2 separate regions of the Homo sapiens genome follow, and region 1 is linked to region 2. A link is an interaction called in ENCODE POLR2A ChIA-PET data of the cell type or tissue named here. Cell type or tissue: A673. All regions are shown on one strand. Region 1 overlaps OSBP2 (oxysterol binding protein 2). Region 2 holds the start of LOC105372994 (a long non-coding RNA gene).

The links. Peaks named below come from ENCODE experiments on the same cell type or tissue, not always from the same donor. Only the 100,000 strongest peaks of a DNase experiment are listed, where the experiment ranks them.
Region 1: POLR2A ChIA-PET joins it to region 2 with 5 read pairs; 5 of 35 experiments call an interaction of 5 or more read pairs at or near these places.

What each region holds. Positions count from the first base shown.
Region 1 is chr22:30,776,027-30,778,526 of GRCh38, reverse strand. The region is part of intron 2 of OSBP2 (oxysterol binding protein 2); the gene reads right to left. Among named protein-coding and RNA genes, the nearest start is that of MIR3200, 46 kb to the right of the region's middle. In A673, no CTCF peak of the experiment used is centred here; no DNase peak of the experiment used is centred here.
Region 2 is chr22:30,875,675-30,878,174 of GRCh38, reverse strand. The region is part of intron 3 of OSBP2 (oxysterol binding protein 2); the gene reads right to left. It overlaps LOC105372994 (a long non-coding RNA gene), which reads left to right and starts at 800. Exons shown (of 3, transcript XR_007068062.1): 1 at 800-1,180. RefSeq lists an enhancer at 1-495. In A673, no CTCF peak of the experiment used is centred here; a DNase peak (open chromatin) is centred at 1,034.

The DNA.
Region 1 (2,500 bases), 100 kb after region 2:
TAACAGGCCATAACCGCAGGCTGCTCAAGTGTCCAACCACTGGACGGCAGGATAAGAAAACTGGGGCCAGGCTCTCCACAGAGCAGAAGCAAAAGCAGAAAGTGACAACAAAAACTGAAGAGCAGCCAGCATGCTGATGCTGGAATGCCCAGGGAAAGGAGAACACGGTGGTGGCCACAGCGCTGTCAGTGGGTGTGTGTGTGTGTGTGTGTGTGTGTGTGTGCACATGCACACGGGCAGTATGAGCAGGTCCCAAAGAAACAGCAATGGCTAGGATCATGGCATTGTTTTTATTTCACCATGGCCTGGCCAACATGTTGAAACCCCATCTCTACTAAAAAAAAAAAAAAAAAAAAGGGCAAAAATTAGCCGGGCATGCTGGTGCATGCCTGTGGTCCCAGCTACTTGGGAGGTTGAGGCACAAGAATCTCTTGAACCCGGGAGGCAGAGTTGCAGTGAACCGAGATTGCACCACTGCACTCTAGCCTGGGTGACAGAGTGAAACTCTGTCTCAAATAAATAAATAAATAAAATAAGCTCCTTTAATGTCACTATAACATTTTTAATAGCATAGAAAATCAAGTTGAAGTGAATAGTGGAGGATCATTTTTTTCACCAATTCCTTCTTCCTCCCTCTCCTCCAAAAGACAGAGCATCGATTTCCTCCCACTGGCTTCCTGGGCTTCCAGACTGATGAGCACGTGTGTGAACCAGCCCAGCTTCACTAATAGGGCTTTCTGTCTGCCTATTCTCCCCAGCTGCTGCCATCACTCTCCCTGACTGCTCCTGGCCCTCCCTTAGCAGGAGGGCTGCATGCGCTGTCACTGTGGGCACTATGGCATTTTTCTCCAGCATCTGGTTATCAAGCAATGGCCTTGAGCTGCTACTGCATCTGGGAGACCCTCAGTCCAGTGTGACCAGGCATTTCTTTACAGATGGAAGAGTAGTTGTATTAGTCCATTTTCACACTGCTGATAAAGACATATCCAAGACTGGGAGACTTACAAAAGAAAGAGGTTCAATGGACTTACAGCTCCACGTGGCTGGGGAGATCTCACAATCATGGTGGAAGGTAAAAGGCACGTCTCACATGGCAGCAGACAAGAGAAGATAACTTGTGCAGGGAAACACCCCTTTTTAAAAACCATCAGATCTCGTGATACTTATTCACCATCATGAGAACAGAACAGGAAAGACCCGTTCCCATGATTCAACCACTTCCCACCGGGTCCCTCCCACAACATGTGGGAATTCAAGATGAGATCTGAGTGGGGACACAGCCAAACCATATCATCCCACCCCTGGCCCCTCCCAAATCTCATGTCCTCACATTTCAAAACCAATCGAGCCTTCCCAACAGTCCCCCAAAGTCTTAATTCATTTCAGCATTAACTCAAAAGTCCACAGTCCAAAGTCTCATCTGAGACAAGGCAAGTCCCTTCTGCTTATAAGCCTGTAAAATCCAAAGCAAATTAGTTACTTCCTAGATACAATGGGGGTGCAGGCATTGGGTAAATACAGCCATTCCAAATGGGAGAAATTGGCTAAAACAAAGAGGCCACAGGCCCTATACAAGTCAAATCCAGTGGGGCAGTCAGATCTTAAAGCTCCAAAATGATCTCCTTTGACTCCAGGTCTCACATCCAGGTCACGCTGATGCAAGAGGTGGGTTCCCATGGTCTTAGGCAGTAGTGGTACTTTTACTTGAGCTAGGGGAAAGGATTAACGTGAATATTTCCAGGAAGTATCTTCCCTTAACTAAGCCATGCATTTTCTGCCAAGGGGAGTGTAAACTGGAACAACATTGATGGAGGATAACTCAGCAACAGTATCAAAATGTGAAGCATGCACTTGACCCAGCCATCCCTTTTCTAAGAATTTACCCTTAGGAAATAATCACACCAGTTCCAAAAAAAGAAAAGGAAAAAAAAAAAAGTGAGCACAGAAATGCTTGTCCCAGTGCCTTCTGTTGATAGTAGAGAAATATTGCCAACAACCAGAATGCAACTGAATGAACTGGCAAACATTTTCAAAAATGTTTCAGCGAAGTACACTGTATCTATTTAATGAAATATCATGCACCATTAACAGTGATATTTATTAGGCCAGGTGCAGTACTCACACCTATAATCCCAGCATGTTGGGAGGCAGGGGCGGGCAGATCGATTGACCTCAGGAGTTGGAGACCAGCCTGGGCAACATGGTGAAATCCCATCTCCACTAAAAATAAAAAATTAGCCAGGCATGGTGGCATGCACCTGTGGTCCCAGCTACTTTGGAGGCTGAAGTGGGAGGATTGCTTGAGCCCAGAAGGTGGAGGTTGCAGTGAGCTGAGAACACATCACTGCACTCCAGTCTGGGTGACAGAGTGAGACCCTGTCTCAAGAAAAGAAAAATAAAAAAAAAAAAAAGAAAAGAAAAAGAAAAATGAGTCTGGGCACAGTGGCTCACCCCTGTAATCCTAACACTTTGGGAGGCTGAAGTGGGAAGATCACTAGAG
Region 2 (2,500 bases):
AAGTGGAAGCAGAACACTGTCAGCACAAGGTCCCTTGTGACTGGCCTCCTCTTCACTCCAACCTCCCCTCCTGTGGCTCCCAGTGCGCACTCCAGGGTGCCTGGCACCTGTGCCCCTGCTTAGCCCCCAGCCTGTCTGCACCTGTGGCCTTTCACCCCATCCCACCTCACTGGCTCTTTCCCCTAAAGGTCCTTTTGCCGCTGACATCCCATATCACCTATGTGGTTACAGCTCCCACAGGAGGGTGCGGGGCCCACAAGGCTGGGGCTGTGTTCACCCTCACAGCTCAAGGTTCCCAAGTGCCACAGGGGGTCATGTGGTCAGAAGGACCATGTCCTAGGCCCAGCATGAGTGACCAACTATGAGGAGCCTTCCAAGTTCAGGAATGGGGGTCGAGTCAGGTGCAGTCTGTCTTGCCTGGGCCCCGCCTGCAGGGACTGGAGGGACAGCAGCAGGAACAAGCCCACAGGCTGCTAAGAAGCAGGATGGAGCCCAGCTGCCAGCCCACCTAGGGGGCTCAGGACTGCAGGGGAGAGCACGCCCCAGCCTTGCTCTGCTGCCCTGGCCTGCAGACGGAACCTGCTCCCGCAGCTTTTTCACTTTATGGATGCTAACACTCCAAGCCTGAGCTTGTAATATGTACGAACTCAATCATTCTCCACCTTAAGCCAAGTGACAGAGGCAGTGCCACTGTACAAGGTATACCCTGGTGCTCAGGGAGGACGCTGCTATGAGGGAGAATGTCCCCACCTCATGCCTGGCCGAGCACCTGTGGGCAGGCACGTTATGGTTCAAGACTCATTCTAAAAACCAAAGTCATTTAATAGTCCTACGGGGTTTCTCTTAAATGGCAGGAGAATTCACAGTTACCCAAAACAGTAATTCAAGCACGGATCTGCTAGGCTAGCTTTTATCAGAGTCAAAAAAAATTACCCACTAGGGAATTTTGCCAGACACTAAGCGATTCATTCATTTGCTCCTGTGATTTTTCACAATATTCTCCCCACCCCTCCTCTCTCTCTCTCATTTGCTGAGGCTCCCATGTGCTGGGCTCTGAGCCAGGCATAGAGGCTACAGGGCTACGGGGATTGTGAGAGATACTGCGTCCTGCCCTTGCAGGAAGGACAGGGTGAAGATGCTGCAGTGGAAAGATCTCTGAGACTCTGCAGGCCTGCAGAAGGTGGGTGGCCAGTGGTGCCAGGACAGGGATGCAGGGTGAGGGTAGACAGGGGAGGTGTTCCTGACCTCCTGACCCTGATCAAGGGGAGGGTCAGGTTTATTTCTCTACCATAATGCAGCAGTGTAGTGGGCTCTGGAATCAGGAAGGTATGGGCTTGTATCCTTTTCAGCTGGGATCCTGAGCCCCTCAGCCTTGGTCTCCCTATGCGTAAGCCTGCAGAGTAGGGGCAGGGGAGGTGCATGCAGAATGTCTGGCATGCCACGCAATGCATGGAACACTCATCCCCTTTCCCATCCTGGCTCCCCACTGGCAGGGCCTGTCCCAGCCCCTCATAGCCCAGTCCTTAGGAGCTGGGGCATGGGTGTTGGGGGAACTGCCACCAGGGCAGGAAGACGCAACCAGGGACAGGTGGCCTGTGGGGAACGGGTCGGGAGAGGCTGCTGGGCCCACCAGAGATGCTCAGGAATCGTGTGAACCCCATACCCTGTTTCTCTCTCATGGCTGAAAGCCAAGAGCCAAGCTGATCTCTCCAGGTTCCCTGAGGGGGACGGCAAGGAGTCTGCTCTCCTTTCCAGGGCAGTGGGGCGGTGAGGCCACCACCCACACAGTTGACAAGCCTTGCCCAATGACCAAGTCCTGCCCACGGGCCCACCATGACTGGAGAACTGTCCAGAGGCCCAGGAAGGATAACTGGGTGGGCAGGTGGGAATAACAGAGGAGGGGGGCTTCAGAGCCAAACCGGTGCAGGTCCCCATCCTGGCCAGAGCAGAAAGACCTGCGCACGATGACAGCCCAGAAGGGAAAATAGTAATATTTTCCTTCTCTGCCTGGGAGAAAGCCTACTTCCCATTCTGTGTCTGCTGCCTCGGCCCTCTGTAGGCCCAGCCAAGGCTTGCCCTGGCTTTCCCGCTGGGCTGTGGTCAGCTGGACAGGAATCTGCCTCTCCGCCAACTGGGAACCTTCCCGGGCTCTTCCCTAAACTTGGCCTTCAAAAGTGGGCATGTGAGCTGGCGGCCCTGGGTCATCTTAGAACAGGTCACACTGATGAGCACATGCCTGGCAGCCTGTCACTTTAAGAGTTTGCTGGATTGCCTGTTCCCTGCGAGTCCCTGCCTGGCACAGGCCTGGGCAGGGATCAGGAGGCAGCTGCTAAGGTCTGATGTCAAATGCCCATCAGGCAGGGCTTTCCTAGCTGTGTGATGAGAGAGGGGTTGCCCTGAGTTCATGACGGGGCTGCTGACTTACTCAGATGCTGACCCCAGAGGGTCCTTCCAAGGCCCACAAAGTACACCCTCTGAGTCCGGCTAGAAAGAACCCTGC